2 separate regions of the Homo sapiens genome follow, and region 2 is linked to region 1. A link is a contact called in ENCODE Hi-C or POLR2A ChIA-PET data. All regions are on one chromosome and are shown on one strand. Each heading gives the region's core, a stretch centred on a gene start or an enhancer-like site at or near the end of the contact. The rest is flanking DNA. Distances are from core to core; before and after follow the strand shown. Region 1 has its middle 120 kb from the start of TSLP. Region 2 holds the start of TSLP (thymic stromal lymphopoietin).

What was found. Hi-C counts contacts between places; a loop is a spot of excess contacts on that map. ChIA-PET counts read pairs that join two places held with the same protein, here RNA polymerase II (POLR2A). Pooled maps may share reads with other maps.
Region 2: a loop to region 1 is called in a map of MCF 10A, with 2.6 times the contacts of the local background. The contact joins the promoter of TSLP here to the enhancer-like site in region 1. A Hi-C loop is called at or near these places in 2 of 168 maps with a recorded cell type or tissue (MCF 10A and PC-3) and 1 of 50 pooled maps. POLR2A ChIA-PET finds 5 or more read pairs at or near these places in 2 of 52 experiments (AG04450 and WTC11).

Annotation. Positions count from the first base shown.
Region 1 is chr5:110,948,302-110,953,588 of GRCh38, reverse strand. It overlaps the pseudogene BCLAF1P1. Among named protein-coding and RNA genes, the nearest start is that of TSLP, 120 kb to the left of the region's middle. Within about 2 kb of position 2,153, at least 3 of the 41 ENCODE cell types and tissues checked have a DNase peak (open chromatin) inside an H3K27ac peak, as active enhancers do; they include PC-3, where a contact is called at or near this core.
Region 2 is chr5:111,068,673-111,073,825 of GRCh38, reverse strand. TSLP (thymic stromal lymphopoietin) reads right to left here and starts at 2,113. Exons shown (of 4, transcript NM_033035.5): 1 at 1,765-2,113; 2 at 894-938; 3 at 181-315. The coding sequence starts at 1,935.

The sequences.
Region 1 (5,287 bases), core at 904-3,403:
GGAAAGTGTTGTTTTAAAGGTACTACGTTTATTTATTTAATTTTTTTTTTTTTTTTGAGACGGAGTTTTGCTCTGTCACCCAGGCTGGAGTGCGGTGGTGCGATCTCGGCTCACTGCAAGCTCTGCCTTCCGGGTTCATGCCATTTTCCTGCCTCAGCCTCCCAAGTAGCTGGGACTACAGGCGCCCGCCACCACGCCTGGCTAATTTTTTGTATTTTTAGTAGAGATGGGATTTCACCATGTTAGCCAGGATGGTCTCGATCTCCTGACCTCATGATCTGCCTGCCTCCGCCTCCCGAAGTGCTGGGATTACAGGCGTGAGCCACCGCGCCCGGCCTAAAGGTACTATATTTATTATTTCAGTAGTGAAGTAGCTGCATTTGACAACCATGCCCAGAATGTGTTCATGGAAGCGAGTGCCCAAAATAGAGCTAAGAAGAGATCCCTAGGTATAAGGAGGTGATGAAATCTAAACAGAAAAAATTTAAGATAAATCAGTTATGTGTTTCCTCAGGGTGATGACAGGATTTGAAGATGAAGGAAAGGCCAAAGGTTTTAATAAATAATAAGTGAGAATGACTGAGAAAGGGTTGGAGGTGAGGTTTAACAAGAGAAGAGAAGAGTAATTGTCTAGAAATGGTGGTGGAGAGGAAGGAGGATCCTGATGCCATCCTAGGGTCTTCATATGCTTGGAATATTGGAAAATGATTCAATTCATGGAAGCCATTTTCCCTGGGAAGAACTAAACTATAGTAAATTATAAGCACTGAGGAAATTACAAAGTAAAGATTATGAAGATATTAGCTTATTAATCTTGGAATGGGAATTCCTAAAGAAAGATTGAGTAATGAGAGCAATAGTGGGAATTTGGATTATGAAAGAGAAATTGCATAAAGAGGGAAGTAGGGAGAATACAGCAGTCTAAGAGCTTACTTAGCAGAAACCAAGGAAAACGGGCTAAGGATCTGTGGACATACCTGACTATCAGGTAGCCAGGAAAAGAACTGATGTTATCTTGGTGAGCATGAAACTCAAACATTTAGAGTTTAATAGCATTCAGGAAGAGTATAAAAAGAAATATCCCTCTGTCTAATATTCTACTTGTAGTCACTGTTGAGATTATTGTATTCAGAATAATGTTACTAAACTGTCAATATGGTTATAGTATCTTCTTTTCTTAAAAAGAACTCCAAGCTACTAAATCTTGAATGAGTAAAGAAGGAGGAAGAAGAAAGAATAATTTTTGGAGAAATATAAAGGAGTAATATAAAAATGCAGGTATGTTTAGGAAGATGGACAGAGGGAAAAAGAAGAAAGATTGAATAAGTATATAAACATATTTTGAAGAAGAAAGGAGCTGTATGCTATTAATAGAAATATCAACAAGAAAAAAAAAAGTTAAACCAGTGTTTAACCAGTTCTACCCCTTCTGGCTCTAAATGCAAGAGAGTTATCGTGCAAAACCATAGTATTTTGCGTCAAACAGACGAATCTGAATTTGAATAATGGCTCTACCAGATACTAGCTGTGACCTTAGACAAGTCACTTTACCTCTCTTAACTATGTTTTTCATTTACAAAGTGAGGTTGACCATCTGAACCTCTTAAGTTGCTTTGAATATTATATGAGAAAACACAAGAAAGTGTAAAACGTGATACCTGACACATGGTAAATGCCCAGCAAATGTAGATTCTGTCTTTCTTTTTGATTGCTTTCTTTTCTGGTTACTTTCTTTTTATTACTTTTCTGATAATGATTTCTAGTTTTCTTGAGAGTTTCTGCTTCTGCCTATCAAAATTCAGTATCGTCTTAGACTTTTTTCTTGAACTCCTTCCCTTTGATGATTCATTTTCCCATTTTGAAATCTGTGATGTGTGCATTGGTGGTTCAGTTTTTTCATGGGCACTAGAAACCTTCTCACAGTCTTCAGGATATTTTACTTGAATGTTAACCTAGGTAAGTTTAAACATATTTTAGAGAATTAAGTTACTCATTTGTTATCACATGCAGCAAAACATTTATCCAAGTTTCATAACTAATGGAATTGGCCTTCATGCCCAATTTGACTTCAGGTAGTTGGCTGTTGGCAGAATAACAAGAGATTTGTTTTTTAAATGAATCATACTCTGTCACCTCCAAGCCTTTACGTGCTTTGGAATGAATTTATTCTCCCTTTGTCTAGTGGTAAGAGTTCAAGCAAATCACTTTAGGCCTCTGGGTCTCAATTACAAAATGTGATGGTTATTCTAGCTCAAAATGTATATGATTCCATGAAGCCTAGGGAAATTTCACACTTTTCTAGAGGCCACAGCTGGTTTGTAGTAGATTGAGGAAGAGAACCCATATCTTCTAGCTCAGAGAACATTGTATTTTCCCATATGCTCCTGTTAACCACGGGAAAATAATGTCACATTGTTACCAGTGGTGAATACCTACAGGTCTGCAGCAATTTGGTTCTTGCCTCCTAGGAGGAAAGAGTTTGACTGAAGGGCATAGGCAGAGGAAGAGATTGAGGCAAGTTTTAGAGCAGGAGTGACAGTTTATTGAAAAGTTTTAGAGCAGGAGGAAGTGACAGAGCGGAGCTAGCGCGTCAAAGGTACCTCTATGGTTTTCCTCGCTTTCTTGAGCTGGGAAATGGCCACTGTGTAGTCGCAATGGAAATAAATCCCCGGAACTGCGATTCAGTGTGTGAGGAATTTGAATTTAGAGTTTAATTTCTCAGAGTATTCTCTCCAGGAAGAATTTTTACAGTATCTCAAAGATTTCACTTGACTCCTTGATCCTACATAAACCCAAGGAGAAAAGAAACGGGTCGCTCCAATTCTAGATCACATTCTTCAAGGTCAAAGTCTAGATGACAGTCTAGTTCTCGATCAAGATCAAGATCTCATTCTAGAAAGAAGCGACACAGTTCTAGGTCTCGTTCCAGAACATATTCAAGGTCTTGGAGTAGAGATCGTATGTATTCTAGAGATGATCGTCGTGAGTACAGAAATAATAGAGGAATGAAATGACCTTATGGGTACAGAGGAAGGGGTAGAGGGTATTATCAAGGAGGAGGAGGTAGATATCATCTAGGTGGTTATAGACCTGTCCGGAATAGGAGGCACTCTAGGAGTCCTAGACGAGGTCGTTCACATTCCAGGAGTCCAAAAAGAAGATCCGTTTCTTCTCAAAGATCCAGAAGCAGATCTCACTGGTCATATAGCTCTTCTAGGTCTCCAAGATCATTCTCTTCTCGTTCTTCATCTCCATATAGCAAATCTCCTGTTTCTAAAAGACGAGGGTCTCAGGAAAAACAAGCCAAAAAAGCTGAAGGGGAACCCCAAGAAGAGAGTCCGTTGAAAACTAAATCACAGGAGGAACTGAAAGATACATTTGAACATGATCCATCTGAGTCTATCGATGAATTTAGTAACTCATCAGCCACATCCGGTGATATTTGGCCTGGCCTTACAGCTTATAATAATAGTCCCAGATCACCCCATAGTCCTTCACATATTGCTACACCACCTAGTCAGAGTTCATCTTGCTCTGATGCTCCCATGCTCAGTACAGTTCACTCTGCAAAAAATACTCCTTCTCAGCATTCAAAATCCATTCAGCATAGTCCTGAAAGGTCTGGGTCTGGTTCTGTTGGAAATGGATCTAGTCCATACAGTCCTTCTCAGAATAGTCCAGTTCATCACATCCCTTCACGAAGAAGTCCTGCAAAGACAATCGCACCACAGAATGCTCCAAGAGATGAGTCTAGGGGCCGTTCCTCATTTTATCCTGATAATGGAGATCAGGAAACTGCAAAGACTGGGAAGTTCTAAAAAGGTTCACAGATGAAGAGTCTAGAGTATTCCTGCTTGATAGGGGTAATGCCAGGGATAAAGAGGCTTCAAAAGAGAAAGGATCAGAGAAAGGGAGGGCAGAGGGAGAATGGGAAGATCAGGAAGCTCTAGATTACTTCAGTGATAAAGAGTCTGGAAAACAAAGTTTAATGATTCAGAAGGGGATGGCACAGAGGAGACAGAGGATTATAGACAGTTCAGGAAGTCAGTCCTCACAGATCAAGGTAAAAGTTTTGCTGCTGCATCTCACCGGAATACTGAGGAGGAAGGACTCAAGTACAAGTCCAAAGTTTCACTGAAAGGCAATAGAGAAAGTGGTGGATTTAGAGAAGAAAAAAATTATGAACTTAAAGAAGCTGGATATGTAGTGGAAAGGCCTAGCACTACAAAAGATAAGCACAAAGAAGAAGACAAAAATTCTGAAAGAATAATAGTAAAGAAAGAAACTCAGTCACCTGAGCAGGTAAAGTCTGAAAAGCTCAAAGACCTCTTTGATTACAATCCCCCTCTACACAAGAATCTGGATGCATGAGAAAGTCTACCTTCAGAGAGGAAAGCCCACTTAGGATCAAAATGATAGCAAGTGATTCTCATCATCCTGAAGTCAAACTCAAAATGGCACCTGTTCCTCTTGATGATTCTAACAGACCTGCTTCCTTGACTAAAGACAGGCGGCTTGCTAGTACACTTGTCCATTCTGTCAAGAAGGAGCAAGAATTCTGATCCATCTTTGACCACATTAAGTTGCCACAGGCCAGCAAAAGCACTTCAGAGTCATTTATTTAACACATTGTGTTCTTGGTTCATCATGTTAAAGAGCAATACTTCAGGTCAGCTGCAATGACCCTAAACAAGCGGTTTACTTCCCATCAGAAAGCCACTGAAGAACATAGTACTCGGCAAAAGAGCCCTGAAATACACAGGAGAATTGACATCTCACCAAGTACCCTGAGGAAGCATACCCATTTAGCAGGGGACGAGAGAGTTTTTAAAGAAGAAAATCAAAAGGGAGATAAAAAAAAATTAAGGTGTGACTCTGCTGACCTTCAGCATGACATTGATCACCGTAGAAAAGAAATAAGTAAAGAACGGGGAAATTCCAAGGGCCCCAGGGAATCCAGTGGATCAAGAAAGCAGGAAAAAACTCCAAAAGATTACAAGGAATACAAATCTTACAAAGATGACAGTAAACATAAAAATAGAGAGCAAGATCATTCTCGATCTTCATCCTCTTCACCATCACCTTCTTCTCCCAGTTCTAGAGAAGAAAAGGAGAGTAAGAAGGAAAGAGAAGAAGAATTTAAAACTCACCATGAAATGAAAGAATACTCAGGCTTTGCAGGAGTTAGCCAACCATGAGGAACCTTTTTTCGAATTAGAGGCAGAGGAAGAGACAGAGGAGTTTTTGCTGGGACAAATACTACTCAAATACTACTTTTTAAAAGAGA
Region 2 (5,153 bases), core at 864-3,363, 120 kb before region 1:
TGAGTTTGATTCCGGGTATCAACGTGGGTCTAACTGACATCCTACCACTTTTACCCGGCTCGTTTGCTCTTCGAAAGATAAAACCTAAATAAAAATAAGAGAACGACTTCTGCACCAAAGCCCCAGTTTAATTTGAGGTTAGCCCCAAGGTACAGCAAACGTCTGAGGCTTCGGGCTTACCTGAGTTTCCGAATAGCCTGGGCACCAGATAGCTAAGGCAGCCTTAGTTTTCATGGCGAACATTTCTTTGGCGAGCGACGCGCAGCCGGCGGTGGGATTGAAGGTTAGGCTCTGGATTTCAGTAAGGCAATGTGGCTGCTCATAGGCGGCAAAGTTTACGAGAAAAGGAGAAAACACCAGAGAGAGAAAGAGTTGGTGAGAATTGAGTGAAAGGGGAGGGGAGGAAGGTCAGGGAGGAGCGGGGAACACAAGTCGAGAGTCAGAGAGAAGAGGTCAGGGTTGAGTAGAGCAAGGAAGAACCAACCGCGGGGGAGCAGGGGCGTGGCGAGGGTGGCGGAGGGCACTCGTCGCGAAAAGACTGTCACCCACGCTCGCTCCTCCCAAGTCTCCAGGGGGCGGAGGCTGCCAAAATTCCGAGCCCGAGCGCGGAGGCGCCGGACCCCAGCAGGTGGTGCCCCTAACAACGTTCCCTCGTCCCAGTTCCCAATTTGCCTTTCCTCCGGATAGAGACTTCCTCTCCCTAAATTGGAACAGAAGTGTTGTCCCAAGCTAGGCGCAGCCCCGCTCTGACAGCCCAGATGTCCCCTTTCCCCCGGCGGCGGCGTCCCGGAGCCCAGGCACCTCTCGGAGTTCTGCACGTAGCAGGATACTCCCTCTCCAAAATGCCTGGCGTCTCCCTGGAGAAAGCCAGCAGCACTGAACTCTCTACTCACCCGATTGCTACAAGAGACGGTGTTGTTGAACTCGGTACTTTTGGTCTGGAAGAAAGAAAAATAGGACAAAGAGGGTAAAGACTTTTAAGTCCACAAGGAAAATCATCCCTCCACCCTTTGCTCCCAGGCTTTAAAGGTGCCCTGAAAACAGTTTCCACTCAGGTACCTTTTTCCTATGTCATTGACAAGGCAGTGAAATAGCCATTAGATAGTGCTGGTTAGTGCTTGAAACCACACCAAAAGGTTCAGGTCTCAGAGGGCGACCTCCCCCCTCCCTTCCCTCAAGCCATAACTGCACATAGCACTATGCTTGTGAGTAATAATGCCATCCTTTGGATGTCCGCATCTGTACTGTGGCCATTCATGAATGCAAACTCTGTCTAGAAATTAGGTTAATCAGGAAAATGATTACTACTGTATGTTAAAAAAAATTCCAAGTACACCATATTCTGTAATAAATAGCATCCTGAAACATCTAAAACACTGGAGAGACCTGGAGCACAGCATCAATCCTTAGAGTTTATCTCATGAGAATTATCTCTTTTACTCCTCTTTCTTAAGCTCTTACCTCCTGCTTTTTACAGCATAGTCAGAGTAACACTTTAGCAAAGGATAGACATCCTTTGACGCATAACGCGCTGTCTATCAATACCTGCTCCTCATCAGCATCTGCACACTTAGAATGTGCCAATTTCTAGATAATCATTTTAGATTAGATATTTGAATATCACTTGTAAGAATCCTTGACAAAATGTGGGGCCATGATTTTTTCTAAATTATTTTTCTTTCCTACAAAGTTAAATTGTAGAGTGTGTGTATGCCGACTCCTCTGATGAAAATACATTTGTTTTAAAAAAGCTTCTTCACTTACCCCACTCATATATGTAATCAGGTCTTTAGAAATAGTACTGAGATAGGCTGCTTTAATCTTCTCAAAGTCACAGTTAGTGAAGTCGTAAGTTAACACCAGCCCTACAAGTTGTAAGATGAAGATTTTCCTGAAAGAAACTGACAGAACATATAGTAAGGCAAAAGGGAACATACGTGGACACCCAATTCCACCCCAGTTTCACACTAAACTCTTCCCACCACGAGTGTAAGAGATCTGTAAGGCCTGCCTTAGGGGCCAGTGCTCAAGCACCAGGTTTTGCCTCTCATTGCCAGTCCACAGGAAGCCCTTATTCACCCATGCTGTTGCCTTAAGTTGGAGTCTCCCTGATGCTCCAGAGCTTTCTGGCTGCACTATATAACACCTAAACGCCTACGGGCTCTTTTCTCCTAGGCCAATGATTTTCTACCATGTCATTCTCTTCCTTTATAGAATTCTGAATTGATGATGTGAAAGGAAAAAAAAAAAGGAGTAGCTAAATCTATGGAATTTTAACATCAGTAAAGTCATCAGGAATTTCCCTCACCTTCCTCCTTTTTGCTTTGCCCTAAACACTTCATAAGTGTGAATGTCCTTTAAGAAACGGATACCAGTGTCTTTCTCCTACAGGGCATTTCCGTGACCAATCCTTTCTATTTGGGAGAAACACCTTCTGAAACCAGCAGCCACTGTAAGGATTTGGAGTCCTTGCATATGTCCCATGCATTCTGAACATCTTTGAGCATTTCCTGTGGCCACTTTCAACTAGTGCTTTCCCTTCTCCTTGGCTAGTAAGAAACTGTGCTTGCTTATGGGATGCTTTGGAGGGTGGGGTGCAGTCTCAGTCTTCGACAGCACTTCCATGTGAAAGCATTAAATGTGCAACCGTGACCAGAACCTTAGGGGCAGGAACGATAAGAGGTTGAAATAAGTGGGGAAAGATCTGATGTGGCTTGTTCTCAAAAACCCTACTTTTCAAATTTCCCATATCAATTTCAGGAAAAACGCCTACTCTTGGTGGCTAGGGGCACCTTAGGGGCTGAAGAGTCCTCTAGCACTTTCTAGCAGGTGTCAAGAACTTTTAAAACCACAAATTCCAGCGCCCAGCCACCTTCACAGTCCCACTCTTAAGGCCAGCGACACAAGAAGCGGAGCCAGACCGCGCTGCTGGGTGCCCAGCGGCGACCGCACGGAGACGATGCTGTCCTGAGCTCAGCTCTCCCGGAGGCGGCGCACGCTTTAGTGCGCTCTGCCTCGCAGAGGCTTAGCCCCGCGCAGCGTAGACTGGAAAACGTCTGTCACCTGGGGCCTCAGCCCGGGCACCAGTTTTAGAGACAGGAGAAGCATCGAGATGGCGGGCTCAGATTTTTACTAGCAAACTCTTGTTGATCCAGAAAAGAGCGCTTAAAAGCACAGCAAAGTGAGTCAGGGAGAGTGCCCTAGAGGATGTCTGTCTAGCAGTCTTCCCAGTTCCAGCAACACCAATGGAGGGTTGAAGGGAGGGAAAGGCCGACACCGATCAGGTTGCTGAGATGAACCCCCTGCTCCTCCCTGGCTTGGCTCATGCGGCCCTGGGCCCTCTCTACACCCAGGTCCCCTCTCTCTCTCTTTCCCTTCCGCTCCCCCGTCCATCGCACCCCTCACCCCCGCCCCCCGCCCTCGCGTGTCGGAGCCTGCATCGCTCTGGTCCTTGGGAAGTTCCTAGGAGTCATCGCTCGGAGAAAGGAGGTTGGACGCCGTGTGTGAGTCCCAGCAAATGTCACAGGCCATGCGGTGCCTGGGGAAAAGAGCAAGGAATGTCGAGGGATTCGGGAAAAGAGTAGGGGACAAACTGGAGCCAGAGTTGAACTCTTCTTCATAGAAGGCACTCGAGAGGGTCAGAAAACCTCTGATTCACCGCTGACTTCAAAAATGGCTCTTTTCTGGAATTCTTCATGTGTTGTACTCGAGTCACCACAGCATTCTTTGAAAAAAAAGTCCACTCTTCCCCCATCACCAACTTCTCAGGGTATTGTGGGATGATGCCAAAACCTGATTAATCTATTGTGACATCAGAGATTATTCTGGTCGGCAGCTGGACATTATTATATAGGCAGACAGGAGCTAAACTTAGATTTCTTCACTGGGCTGGGATAGCTCCAAGAGACAAAGGAAAGGGCATGGTGGCTGCTTCTGTCACCCTCACCTGACATGCCTTCCCCTCTAGTGGCTTGCTGTAGGGCCAGAGAGTGTGAGTGCCCACTAGAACCTTCGGCTTCATCTCTTGATTGCTGATGGGGGCAAGAACAACAGAAAGCAGCCTACACTGAGCTTCGACTTGCATTCTTCTGGAGGTATAACCAGGCTGCCTCCCTTTTTTTGTTTCCTCTTTTAAAAACCCCTTGTGTCTATGATCTATGTAGAGTCTTTGTTCAGATGAGGTAGGCAGGGTATCTCTTTCTAAGGCATCCCAGGTGTCTCTTTGTCTGTTAAAACATTGCTAAACACTTGTTCCTTTTGCCCCCAATTTCCTTATCTGTAATTATGTGACCTCTTAGATCACCTGGATTATATTACTTGTCTGCTCAAAAAGTTATGGCAAAACAACCTACTCAAGGTTGTTTTGAGATTACAATTATCCCTCCTGCGTTGGCTCCAAGCTGTCTTTCCAGCCCTATTTCCTTCATTTTCCTAGGCTTCCAGCAAACAGTATCTGAAGGTAATATGCTCTAAACATGCTCTGAGCTGTTTTCTTCCCAATCTGAGATGTTAGATTTTCATGTCTTGCCATGTTCATCTTATTTGATGTCTCCAAAAGTGGTCTCCTACCAGGATGTGACCTCATTATCCTGTAAGCCGTATCTATTTTGGACTTCTTTCTATGGCTTCTATAGATTACTTAACATTTCAATAATGTTTTTCAACCTTATCTCTCTATTAGATTGCGAGTTCTTTAAAAGTAGGTAATGTTTTATAGCAGTTCATTTGTTCACTATTTACCTTTCCAGTAGCATTTGAAGTGATTTGCAATAAATACATTGGTGTCAAAAGGTAAAAAAACAGTCAAGGTGAGACAAGAGAATGGAGCAAAGGAATAGGGCGGTTAGAATCAGGTGCAGGGAAGGCTATAGAAAAGCATTACTAAAAACTGGAGAATTATAACAATTGATCTCAAAAGTGAGTTTTGAGCTTCTAAACTGCCACTACAAGGGGTAGACTATGACAAGCTCTACCACACACAAATTCATCATGAAAGCCAGTTTTTCTTAAGCTTATGGTCATCATCATAACCACAATAGGGCTGTCTTCTGTACTACATGTAATAGATATTCAATGAATTCTCAATGTGCTTAAGCATATTAACCTTCTATGAAGATCATTGTCAGGAAGCAAATTCTTTTCCATTGAAAGAA